Regions from separate parts of the Homo sapiens genome. Here region 1 is linked to region 2. A link is an interaction called in ENCODE POLR2A ChIA-PET data of the cell type or tissue named here. Cell type or tissue: endothelial cell of umbilical vein. All regions are shown on one strand. Links, peaks and the distances in the headings refer to the core of each region. The heading gives the core; the rest is flanking DNA.

Region 1 (6,912 bases), core at 1,036-6,035, 410 kb before region 2:
TAGGATTGCCCATGAGTTATCCGCAGTTTCTTTGCAAATGCTGTAGGTCTGTGCGTCTAAGCTGTCTCTTCCACATGAGGAAGTAAAGTAGATCAGAATATGAGTGAGATCGATGTTCTTATGGGGTAACTGTGCTTCTGCCTTATTTTATTAAAAAAAATCACAATTCCCAATCTTGGGTTCTCAGTGAATAGTAGCACATTTCTTGTGATATAACTGATCAGGACACACCCATTTGTTGTTACATCAGAGTTGATCATTAATGGAGCAGATATTTTCAAAAGAGGCTTTCAGCGTGACAGATTGGTACTGTTGATTTCACACGTGTCTAGGACTTGCTTTTTTTTGAGATAGAGTCTTGCTCCGTCGCTCAGGCTGGAGTGCAGTGGCACGATCTCAGCTCATGGCAACCTCTGTCTCCTGGGTTCAAGTGATTCTGCTGCCTCAGCCTCTCATGTAGCTGAGATTACAGGCACACGCCACCATGCCCAGCTAATTGTTGTATTTTTAGTAGAGACGGGGTTTCACCATGTTGGCCAGGCTGGTCTCCAACTCCTGACCTCAGGTGATCTGCCCACCTCGGCCTCCCAAAGTGCTGGGATTATAGGTGTGAGCCCCTGTGCCCGGCCGTGCTTCTAAGATAGAGAAATTCAGCTGAACAGCAGGCTGCTATAATGGAGTGGAGTTGGTGAGGAGAGGGTGGGGAAGAGCCCAGAGCCAAAGAATCTTGAAAATACTTTTTCTCAATAACTCACCCACTGCAGACATCATTTCCAATCATGGCATATATAACGATGGCGGGATAGTCCAACACCTTGTTTCTAGACAAGCTGAGAAGGCATAGATGGAATCTGAATGTCAGATACTTGGAAACCTAGCTTTGTAGCCAGTGACACAGGCTGGGCCTTTGAAAACAATCTTGGTATGACCACCCTCTTGGCAACTTTTTGCTATTTTTCTTTCATTCTAGTACAGCCAACCACCATTCCCATCTCCCATTTATTCTCTATAATCATTATCCCACTTGCCTATTAGAGAAAGGCCACATAAATGCATAAAATTGAAAAGAATGGATTGAGGTCCTGGGTAAATAGACACAATGCTATCTTCTTGGCATCTTTCACAGCAATTGCATCAATAAGCACAGGCGAGTTATTGGGTTCCTTATGTCCATGTTCTTAGGATAACCTGGCAGCCGTGGACCCATAGTCAACTTTGAAAAGGCAAAGGCTTCTTGAGGCTTCCAGTCAGGACACCTCGAGCCTTGCTTCTGAATTTCAAGCCCCAAATAAGCATAAAAAATGTTTTCTCATTCATAAAGCAGGGATATGACATCATCCTTTTGTCTGTCAGAGCTAAGTTTTACCAACTCTCTATGCATTTTTATCACCCTTCTTTGAGGACATATGCAAATTAATCACTTTCTATGCTCACTGGCCCAAGGAGTGATATCCTTGAGTTTGGATAGTGACTAACAAGCTATTTATGCTCAGTAAAAATGATTATGGGGTAATAACAGAGTTTTCATTCCTTATTCAAAATGAGAAACCAAATTAAAAACAACTTCTTATCTTCTGCTTACCTTTCTATAAATTTCTTCAGGTTTCGGGAAGATGCACCTGAATAATTAAAATTAAGAAAACAATTAAAGTTAGTGAGTTCAATTTCACACTATCAATATGGGAGTCTGATTGACTGAACTCATGAAAGCGGCATTACTGTTCGGGCAAAGGTTGTTCTGACCAACACATTGATGGAAATAATTTTCTTCCAATCAGTTTCTGTAGTGTTTAATCCTGGAACTCTCCTTAAGGGCTTTTCTGTTTATTTAGCAGTATATTAACAAAACCAAAATTTATTTGGATTCATGGGTCTTCAGACATTTCCTAAGCATAAATGAGTAAATCTTCTAGTAGATGTGAGAAAAAAAGTATGTATCTACTACCAAAGAGACAAACTACCGAAAATATTCAAGAATGAGTTGAAGAATTAGAGGAAAACGAAAAGAATGTTACGAGAATTACCCACCTCCTTGGAGAGCCCCATTTAATCTCCTCCTATTATTCTTGCACACTCCCAAGGCTCCCGCAGGCTGTCTGGTCAACACAAGGTTCAGATTGTAGAGTTGATATATTTCAACTCTTGTAATGATATGCATGACCATCCTGCCCCAATCCCCGTTACCACCTGTAACATATCTCTTATATGAAAACCCAGACCGGGCGTGGTGGCTCACACCTGTAATCCCAGCACTTTGGGAAGCTGAGGCGGGCGGATCACTTGAGGTCAGGAGTTCGAGACCAGCCTGGCCAACATGGCGAAACCTTGTCTCTACTAAAAATACAAAAAAATTAGCCAGGCGTGGTGGCGTGCGCCTGTAATCCCAGCTACTCGGGAGGCTGACGCAGGAGAATTGCTTGAACCTGGGAGGCAGAGGTTGCAGTGAGCTGAGATCATGCTGCTGCACTCCAGCCTGGGTGACCAGAGAGAGACTTGTCTCAAAAAAAAAAAAAAGAAAATCATATTTGTTGAATACTTATTTTATTCTAGGTGCTGTTAAACTTTTACAGCTCATTTAAGCTGTGGTACAATTGTGTGAGGTAGCTACTGTTGTATTCCCACTTTTAAATTAGGAAACTGAGGCCCACCTAAGTGGCTTGCCCAAAGCCACACAGGTACTCATTCGAAGAACTGCAGTTCATACCAGTCCCTTCCGTCTGCCATCCTGAGCTCTGGCTTCCTGTGGACAGTGCTCCTCTAGGCTGTAGTTGAGAAAGAGTTAACCCAAACCAGTGTACTGTCTTTTTGTCCCCAAGAGACAGATCTGCTAGAAATAAGCAAGTGATTGTCAGGTGGGTGGTGCAACTCGGTGGACCGAGTTGGAGAAATACCATCCAGTTGCCCCTTTCCATAGGAAGATTCTTCTATAACTTCCAGCCTTGGAAGCTTGGGGATAAGTGCATTTTACCGGAGACCCAGGTATGTTCTTCCAGTTCCACGTGGGAAAAAGGGCAGCGTGTAGCCATGAAGGGTATGCTGGCCTGTGTCTCACTGAAGCTGTGTAGCTATGCAATGATTGCCTCTTTGTCACATGCAGCTAGTGGCAAGCTGTACAGGCAGCACTGATGTTCTCTTGGTTGATTCAGGAAATGTTAGCACATTAAATAAATATTGCTTTATTTCCATTTTATTATGGTAAAATGTACATCTCATTTCTTTCTTTTTTTTTTTTTTTTAGACAGAGTCTTGCTCTGTTGCCCAGGCTGGAGTGCAGTGGTGCGATCTTGGCTTACTGCAATCTCTGCCTCCTGGGTTCAAGTGATTCTCCTGCCTCAGCCTCCTGAGTAGCTGCGATTACAGGCATGTGCCACCATGCTTGGCTAGTTTTTGTATTTTTAGTAGAGATGGGGTTTCACCATGTTGGTCAGGCTGGTGTCGAACTCCTGACCTCATGATCTGCCTGCCTTGGCCTCCCAAAGTGCTGGGATTACAGGTGTGAGCCACCGCATCTGGCCTCATTTCATCTTTCCATCCCTTTTGAGTGTACAATTCAGTGGCATTCAGTTCATTTACATTGTTGTGCAACCATCATCACCACCCATCTCCAGAACTTTTCCATCATTCCAAACCGAAACTCAAAATGCATTAAAGAATAACTTTCCACTAACTCCTCCCTCCAGTCCCTGATAGCCACCCTCCTACTTTCTGCCCTTACGCATTTAACTATTCTAGGCACCTCATGTAGATGGCTCATGTCATACTTGTCCTTTTGGGTCTGGTTTATTTTACTCAGTATAATGTCCTCAAGCTTCATTCATAACACATTTTGTTTATCCATTCATTCTTTGATGGCCATTTGGGTTGTTTCCACCTTTTGGTTGTTGTGAATAACGCTGCTATGGATAGTCCCTGCTTTCAAGTGTTTTGGACGTATGGTATATCTAACTGAAAGTGCTGGGCTGTATTGTAATACTATGTTTAATTTTTTTTAGAAATGACTATATCATCTTCTTTCTTTTTTGTAGTGAGGCAAGGAATCATTATTATTATTTTAATTTCAACTTTTACTTTTGATTCAGGGGATACAGGTGCACTTCTGTTACCTGGGTATATTGTGTAATGCTGAGGTTTGGGGGACAATTGATCCCATCACCCAGGTACTGAGCATAGCAGACCCAATAGGTAATTTTCTTTATTTTTTATTTTAAGTTCCAGGATACATGTGTAGGTTTGTTACATAGGTAAATATGTGCCATGGTGGTTTGCTGCACCTATCAAGCCATCACCTAGGTATTAAGCCCAGCACTCCCACAACAGGCCTCAGCATGTGTTGTTCCCCTTCATGTGTCCAAGTGTTCTCATTGTTCAGCTACCAATCATAAGTGAGAACATATGATGTTTGGTTTTCTGTTCCTGTGTTAGTTTGCTGAGGATAAAGGTTTCCAGCTCCACCCATGTCCCTGCAAAGAACATGATCTCATTCCTTTTTATGGTTGCATAGTGTTCTGTGGTGTATGTGTACCACATTTTCTTTATCCAGTCTATCATCAATGGGTATTTGGGTTGATTTCATCTCTTTGCTATCATGAATAGTGCTGCAATGAACATACACATGCATGTATCTTTATAACAGAATGATTTATATCCCATTGGGTATATAACCATAATGGGATTGCTGGGTCAAATGGTATTTCTGGTTCTAAATCTTTGAGGAAGTGCCACACTGTCCTCCACAATGGTTGAACTAATTTACATTCCCACCAACAGCGTAAAAGCATTCCTATTTCTCCACAACCTCGCCAGCATCTGTTTCTTGACTTTTTAATAATCGCTGCTCTGACTGTCATTTTCAACCCTTGCTCCCCTCCATGCCTCCCCACCTCTAGTAGTCTTGTGCCTATTCTTGCCATCTTTATGTCCATGAGTATCCATTGTTTAGCTCCTACTTGTAAGTGAGAACATATGGTATTTGGTTTTCTGTTTCTACATTAATTCGCTTAGGATAATGGCCTTCAGCTGCCTCCATGTTACTAGCAACGACATGATTTAGTTCTTTTTATGGCTGCATAGAATTCCATGGTGTATATGCACCACATTTTCTTTTTTTTTTTCTTTTTTTATTATTATTATACTTTAAGTTTTAGGGTACATGTGCACAATGTGCAGGTTACTTACATATGTATACATCTGCCATGCTGGTGCGCTGCACCCACTAACTCGTTATCTAGCATTAGGTATATCTCCCAATGCTATCCCTCCCCCCTCCCCCCACCCCACAACTGTCCCCAGAGTGTGATGTTTCCCTTCCTGTGTCCATGTGTTCTCATTGTTCAATTTCCATCTATGAGTGAGAACATGCGGTGTTTGGTTTTTTGTCCTTGCAATAGTTTACTGAGAATGATGATTTCCAATTTCATCCATGTTCCTACAAAGGACATGAATGAATGTCCCTACAAAGGTCATCATTTTTTAGGGCTGCATAGTATTCCATGGTGTATATGTGCCACATTTTCTTAATCCAGTCTATCATTGTTGGACATTTGGGTTGGTTCCAAGTCTTTGCTATTGTGAATAGTGCCGCAATAAACATACGTGTGCATGTGTCTTTATAGCAGCATGATATATAATCCTTTGGATGTATACCCAGTAATGGGATGGCTGGGTCAAATGGTATTTCTAGTTCTAGATCCCTGAGGAATCGCCACGCTGATTTCCACAATGGTTAAACTAGTTTACAGTCCCACCAACAGTGTAAAAGTGTTCCTATTTCTCCACATCTTCTCCAGCACCTGTTGTTTCCTGACTTTTTAATGATCGCCATTCTAACTGGTGTGAGATGGTATCTCATTGTGGTTTTGATTTGCATTTCTCTGATGGTCAGTGATGAGCATTTTTTCATCTGTCTTTTGGCTGCATAAGTGTCTTCTTTTGAGAAGTGTCTGTTCATATCCTTTGCCCACTTTTTCATGGGGTTGTTTGTTTTTTCTTGTAAATTTGTTTGAGTTCATTGTAGATTCTGGATATTAGCCCTTTGTCAGATGAGTAGGTTGGGAAAATTTTCTCCCATTTTGTAGGTTGCCTGTTCACTCTGATGGTAGTTTCTTTTGCTGTGCAGAAGCTCTTTAGTTTAATTAGATCCCATTTGTCAATTTTGGCTTTTGTTGCCATTGCTTTTGGTGTTTTAGACATGAAGTCCTTGCCCATGCCTATGTCATGAATGGTAATGCCTAGGTTTTCATTTAGGGTTTTTATGGTTTTAGGTCTAATGTTTAAGTCTTTAATCCATCTTGAATTAATTTTTGTATAAGGTGTAAGGAAGGGATCCAGTTTCAGCTTTCTGCATATGGCTAGCCAGTTTTCCCAGCACCATTTATTAAATAGGGAGTCCTTTCCCCATTGCTTGTTTTTCTCAGGTTTGTCAAAGATCAGATAGTTGTAGATATGCGGTGTTATTTCTGAAGGCTCTGTTCTGTTCCATTGATCTATATCTCTGTTTTGGTACCAGTACCATGCTGTTTTGGTTACTGTAGCCTTGTAGTATAGTTTGAAGTCAGGTAGCATGATGCCTCCAGCTTTGTTCTTTTGGCTTAGGTTTGACTTGGTGATGTGGGCTCTTTTTTGGTTCCATATGAACTTTAAAGTAGTTTTTTCCAATTCTGTGAAGAAAGTCATTGGTAGCTTGATGGCGATGGCATTGAATCTACAAATTGCCTTGGGCAGTATGGCCATTTTCACAATATTGATTCTTCCTACCCATGAGCATGGAATGTTCTTCCATTTGTTTGTATCCTCTTTTATTTCATTGAGCAGTGGTTTGTAGTTCTCCTTGAAGAGGTCCTTCACGTCCCTTGTAAGTTGGATTCCTAAGTATTTTATTCTCTTTGAAGCAATTGTGAATGGGAGTTCACTCAT
Region 2 (6,912 bases), core at 1,037-6,036:
GAGCTCCTTAGGTGCTTTGAAGTCCTCCTTCCTTCTGCAAAAAGGAAAGCTTAGCATTGTCTGCAGTTAGCATCAATAAACAAAGATCTTAAATAAAAGCTTTGGGTATGTGTGTGACTCAGTGAGACATAGAATCACAAATCACTGTTCTCCCCACTATTAGAAAAGTATTAAAGAAAATTGGAAAAGTATTACGGAAAATTGGAAAAGTGAGAAAATTGGAAAAGTGAGAAAAGATGTATTTTAAAGAATGTTCACGCAGTATTATTTCTAATAGCGTACAACTGAGAACAACCTATGTGTCAACTCTAGAAGACTGGTTAAATAAATCCTGATAGAGTTACACTTGAGTGTCATGTAGTAATTAGTAATGGCATCTTTGAGCTGGGCGTGGTGGCTCACGCCTGTAATCCCAGCACTTTGGGAGGCCGAGGTGGGCAGATCACGAGGTCATCGAGACCATCCTGGCCAACACAGTGAAACCCTGTCTCTACTAAAAATACAAAAATTAGCTGGGCGTGGTGCCGTGCGCCTGTACTCCTAGCTATTCAGGAGACTGAGGCAGGAGAATCACTTGAACCTGGGAGGAAGAGGTTGCAGTGAGCCGAGATTGCGCCACTGCACTCCAGCCTGGTGACAGTGCAAGACTCCATCTCAAATAAATAAATAAATAAATAAATAAAAAAATAAATAAATAAAGGCATCTTTGAACTGCATGTCTTGATGTGAAAAGAAGTGAGGAAAAGGGACCACAGAAAAGTTGGGATAGTGTGATACTCCCCTCACACAAACACAGAAAAATGTCTAAGAGATAAATACCAAAATACCTGCAGTTTTTCTTCGGGTGGATGGATTAGAGGCATTTTTCCTTTTAGGATGCCTAGTTTCTCTGATTTTCACCTGTAAGATTGAATTAGTTCTATATAAAACATATGTCTTAATAGGAACAAAAAGCACCACTGAAATTTCGTAACAGTGTTGATTTGTCACCTATATGTCTATACCCAATGTGTCTTCAGTTAGTTATGCAGAACACCTGTGTCCCAGACTCCTGAGAGAGTCAACTTTGAAGGACATCTTAAATAACCTGCCCTTCTGCCCTGCCCCTGGGTACTGTGTGTTAAGTCCTTGATTACAGAAAAGCTATAAACCTGACTGGTTACTTTAACTCTTTCCCCTCACCTGGAACTGTCCCAGAGTCATGCTTTAATGTGATATCTGAAATTGACAGAAAGCAATTAGATAACCTACCTTTAGATCCCATGAAAACTAATATTTGTATCTGCTGTCTTGTAGTACAGTTATTTGTGTAGGTTCTTTATATATCCTATTAAATTGAAAGATCCAGGAAGGCAGAATTTATGTCTGATTAAGGCTTGCACTCCCTAGAGTGCCAATAGTTTTTGTATATTTGGCATTTAATATTCATAAAGAGAATTGTTGATGAATTATTGTATATGACTCAGTGAAATACAAATATTCCTTGACTTATAATGAGATTATGTCCCAATAATCCCATCGTAAGTGGAAAATATTTTAAGTTGAAAATTCACGTAATGCTGAACATCATAGCTTAGCATAGCCTACCTTAAACATGCTCAGAACACCTACATTAGCCTACAGGTAAGCAAAATCATCTAACGTAAAGTATATTTTATAATAAAGGGTTAAGTATTTCATGTAATTTATTAAATACTATACTGAAAGTAAAAACCAGAATGGTTGTATGAGTACTCAAAGTATGGTTTCCACTGAATGTGTGTCGCTCTCACATCATCATAAAGTTGAAAATCTTAAGTGGAACCATTGTAATTTGGAAACTTAAGTCTGTACATTAGGTTTAGAATTTAGTAGTAGATGTTTCTTTCCTTAAGAATGAAGGGCCTTCCTTTTTTTAACTAATTAGAATTATGTAAGGCATTCTTTTCTTTTTTTGTTTTTTCTACTCTGGCTTTTAAAATTCTCAATCCCACTACAATACCCTACAGTTAACCTACTTCCTTCCTCCTCCACATGGTCTAGAGCTTTTATGAACCAAATGAACCTGCGCATACACAACGCATACGTGAGTTACCACAAAGCCATTTTGGAAGTCGAAGGAATACAAATATAAACAGCTTAGTCATAAGATGTTTAATAATAAACAATTAAACCAAGGTTAAAAGCAAACTTAAAATGAAAAATACTGAGTTTCCATCACAGCCTAGTACAAGTTCTCCAACTGGCCTTGCTTCCCTCTGACCTCTTGGCCACTATCACCCCCCGCATCCCCCATCCAGGATGGGCTCTGGCCATCTTCCCATTCCTTGAATACCTCTGTCTCTGGGATTTCAGGAGCTTTCCTGGCCTGAAACACTTTTTCCCAAGCACTTGATGTGGCCACTCTTCCTCAGCATCCTGGTTTCTTCCACAGGCCTTACCCAACCATCCTTTCCCCATGAGTTCTCTCCCTAAGATCCGTTTCTCCCCATTCTTAATGTATTCATGGCATCATGGCTGGGGTGGCCTGGCTGCCTCCCCCGCTGCCTCCCTGAGGACAGTCCCCTTGTCTTTCCTCCTCACTACTGCAGCCCAGTGTCTAGAAGAGGGAGGGCCTGGCTTATCATAGGCACCGAATAAATATTTGTTCCAGCAGAGAATGAATGAATAATTAAAGGCACTTTTCCCCTAGGTTATACAGAAGAAACCTTATCCTTTCTCCCAGAAGATTGTTTTCGGACTCAGCTATGGGAGAAGAGAGGGAGGCACTGGAGAAAATGGCTCAGTAAGGGGAATTGCCGAGATGCTCAACCTGGTTTCCCTCAGAGTTGCCCTTTTGTGGGTTTTATATGTAGGGTTCTACTCTGTTTATAATAAGGATTTGGCAGCTACAATAAAATGTGAAAAGCAATGATCAACATAACTGATATGCCTGCAAAAGAATCCTGTCTCTAATCAGTACTGAAAATTGAAATCAAGTTTCTATAAAAAACCTAATCCCAATCATTACATGTTGCAGTCCATAAAGAAGTGGAAAGGTACAAATGGGAAAAAAAAACCCATTCCAAACACATCATTTCCTCTGCATTACCTAGCAGATCATTAACACTGCTTGGAAGCATCACATCCGCCTGTATGATGTCATCTTAATTGGAAGCAAGCATACCTCCTCACATAAGGATATATATGTTGGATATAATGCTAACATTTTGATGTCTTGATCCCCCATCCTGCCTGTGTTCATATTTCATTTTGTCCCCTTACCAAATGCCTTCAAAGAAAAACTCTGAAGGAAAAATGAATATACTTCATTTATTTTTAAACTCTGCCAAATCATCTCAGACAGGCAATGGAAAGGAAAAGAGGAAAATGCTTGGTGTAATAGAGCCATATTTTTACTGCAGGTCCTCCATTTAATTCTGAGGACCTCTGGCTGCCTTCCTTTCAGAATGCAACCCCATTCAAGTCTTACATTATCTTGCCTACTTTCAGCCATTCATTATTGCAGAAGTCACACCACAATGGAATTCTGCCAATATGAGTTTAATGTCACTTTTATATGACCTAACTGTATACCTTGGCCGTATTCCCATTTGTGAAATGGGAATCAGACCTGAATCTATGGGTCAGCGTGAAGGTTATTTATATTTGGAATCCTTTGTGTAACACTGAATATTAAGACCACGGGTTTTTAACTGAGACTCCTAAAAACTTGGCCTGTATCTACTGCTCCCCAAATAATGCTGTTTCACGTGACAAGGTTATACTCCTTCTCGAAGCAGAAGCAGCAATGAAGAGAAAACACCAATCTACGGTTCCACAACAAAGGGCTCTTTCCTTTCTCAATCAATAATTCTGACAAATCTGTTCTCTACAACTTTACGTGTAAGTGATAAATGATTTGAGGAATGTGTTGATATTAATATGAACTGTCTTCTTTTTCCTCCATGTATGATTAGCATCAATGAATTGAATGAATGTGCCACTTGGCAGTTTTAAACAAAGAAGTGGTAAAAAGACATCACCAGAGCCTACAGAGAAATAATGAAAAAGAAACTTTGACCATAAGACAAATTGTTCTTCAGAAAGGACCAGAATAGAAACACCAGTTCAAATTAGGGCCAGTTTTATTTAAGAGATGCATTAACCATCTGGAAAACATGATAAGCAGCATGTTGATTAAATCAGCAGGCTGCTCCAAAGAGGCTGGCTCGCTGGCCACTGGAGAACAAATTTCACGTATAGGGGATGTTTAGAAATAGACATGGAGAATAAGAAAGCAACAGTGCCAAGGTATAACGTGCTTGGTTGTAATTTATACACTGACATAGCTGCAGGTAGAATAAAGTAGCAGCTAGTCTTTTCACAAGTGTTCACTGGAGGACATTATAACAAACGCCTCTGGTCTCTATTCTTTTTAGAAATGTATATTTAGTTTACAAGAGCTTCTCTCTTATCCTATTGCCTCTTCTCTAAAATATAAGAAATACATGCTCTAGGCCAATCGATTTGAAGCTTGAATGTTTTTTTTCACATTCAGTACTAAAAATTGGAATCAAGTTTCTATAAAAAACTGAATCCCAATCACTATGTATTCCATAAAAATGACAAAGGAAGGGTACAAATGGGACAAAAACCCATGCTTGAGATGCTTGTTAAAAAAGAATACCTATTTCTGGGCCACACTCCTGAGGTAGGGCCCAGTGATATGTCTTTAATTAACAAGTGCCCCAGCTAACCCAGCGTGGCATCAGTGCTCGTCCTTGGCTTTTGGGTTGGTCAGTTCAGGAGTCTGTTAAATTGCCACTAGGGGGAGTGTTGGCCAAACTTTGCACTTCTGGCAAAGGGAGGGTGCTGCTGACCACTTCCAGAAAGCAGCTCAGATTCAGGGAGAGAAAGGACAGAGAAAGGAAAGAGCAAGAGAAATCCGTGTCCCTGGATAGGTAACACCAATAGGAGTTTCTGGTAGGGATTCAGGCACCTGGTGATGAACAGCTGACATCTTAGAGATTAATGATAAAAGACCCAGTGATGGAAACACGAAATAAAAAAGAATTCAGGCTTTGGAAAGAGAATGCAACCTAGCTAATATCTTCTCCCTCCACCTCTCATTCATGCCCCTTTCAGGGAAATGGAAAGTAAACAAACTAACCAGGGAACATCAGGATTTGGTGGCATCCTCAGTCTCAATATATTATGCAGGCATGATTTTTGTATGTGCTTTGCCTGTTATTATAACCCTTCCATTATGTTTATATTAAATTTTTGTTTTAGTAAGTTTATTATCTAATTATAGAAATATTACCTTCCAATTGAGTAATATTAGAAAGAAATATAAAAATAAAAGGAAGAAGTTAAAAATCACTTGTAATCCTTACACTGCAATAATGAGTGTTAACATTGTGGTGCAGAGTCTTCCAGAATTATTTTTAAGTTTATAATTCCATGCTTTTTTTTCTAGATGAAATCATTCTATTGGTTTTATTTCTCCCCACAACCATTAATATCATCAGCTCACTCCAATGACATGAGTCTTCCTAAAGTCTCTCTTAAAATATCAAAGAATATTTATTCTGCACTTCTGATTTTCTTAGGATAAAGTCTTTGACTTGGAATAGAAGGATAAATATCACAGAAAATTTTAAGTTCTTAATATATATTGCCATTTTCAGAAAGACTGTACTAATCTATACTTCAACTGGCAAAGTATGACACTTTGCTTTATGAGCAATGTATATATTTTATCCCAAATATATTATTCACAGATAGCCCATAGTTATTTTGTTTGTGCAGGCATGCGTGTCTGGGTGTACTAATTGAGCTTTGTAAAGCACACTGGCATATTGCCACCCATTAAATTCATTAATAATATTTTAATCAGCTCTATGTCTCTATGTCATTTTCAATTAAATTTTGTTAATTCTTACATTTTCTCTACATTTTATTTGATAGATTGTCAATGTCAATTGTCAATTATTTCTATTAAATAATTGCCTTAACAGAAATAGTTCTTAGATTCATTTATTGATTCTATTATTTCTTTTATTTTCTAGTTTATTGCCTTGCATTATCTTTCCTTTTGTATTCTTTGGGTGCTTTTGTTGTTATTTTCTAAAATGAGTTATATCCTGAGTTCACTTGTTTTCATTCTTTCTATATAAATAATTAAAAAAAATAATTTTGGGGCTACAAATATACTATTTGAGGGCAGCTTTGGCTATATCCCATAAGTTTTGGCATGTGATGTTCTCACTGTCATCATTTTTGTAATCTTTAGTAGTAGTTTAGATTTCCTCTTTGGTTCAGTGGTTATTTAAAAGCCTTTGAGAATTTATTGAGGATCTTTAGCCATGTAAGTGATGCATTTTTGAAAAAGTTGCATGGATACTGAAAAATAAGGCATACTCTCAGTGGAGGGTATCAATTCAGTATGTACCTACCTAGTAGTTGACATGTTAATTATATTATTAAAGTATTCTATATATTATATTTTAACATAATACAGTTACCATGTAAAGACATGCCATCACAGCTATATTTAAAGGTATCAATTCAATATGTACCTATTAGTTGACACATTAATTATATTATTGAAGTATTCTATAGATTATATTTTAACATACTAGAGTAATAGTGTAATGAATGTCAGTCCAGCTATATTTTTATTCATTTCTTCTTGCATTTCTAGCTTTTTCTCATATTTGGGTGATAATGATATGTGGTGAATTCAATATTCATGATATTGTATATTGTTTTTCAACCCAATTTAAGATCTGTGTCATTTCACAGGAAGTTTAACTCAGTATGTTTACAGCCACAATTGCTTCCCCCCACTTGCATCACTTCCCTAGTTTTATGCCTTAAGTTGGTGCACATCAGAATTGATTGAGGAAGCTGCTGGTGGTGGTATATGTGTGTAGTATGTGGTGGGGG

Evidence for each region. ChIA-PET counts read pairs that join two places held together with the same protein. Peaks named below come from ENCODE experiments on the same cell type or tissue, not always from the same donor. Only the 100,000 strongest peaks of a DNase experiment are listed, where the experiment ranks them.
Region 1: POLR2A ChIA-PET joins it to region 2 with 5 read pairs; 2 of 35 experiments call an interaction of 5 or more read pairs at or near these places.

The regions. Positions count from the first base shown.
Region 1 is chr7:36,547,857-36,554,768 of GRCh38, forward strand. It overlaps AOAH (acyloxyacyl hydrolase), which reads right to left. Exons shown (of 21, transcript NM_001637.4): 14 at 1,583-1,619; 15 at 756-830. Among named protein-coding and RNA genes, the nearest start is that of AOAH-IT1, 49 kb to the right of the region's middle. RefSeq lists an enhancer at 1,126-1,295. In endothelial cell of umbilical vein, for the core only: no CTCF peak of the experiment used is centred there; no DNase peak of the experiment used is centred there.
Region 2 is chr7:36,962,721-36,969,632 of GRCh38, forward strand. The region is part of intron 16 of ELMO1 (engulfment and cell motility 1); the gene reads right to left. Among named protein-coding and RNA genes, the nearest start is that of ELMO1-AS1, 32 kb to the right of the region's middle. In endothelial cell of umbilical vein, for the core only: a CTCF peak has its summit at 4,788 (motif pointing right); DNase peaks (open chromatin) are centred at 3,511 and 4,801.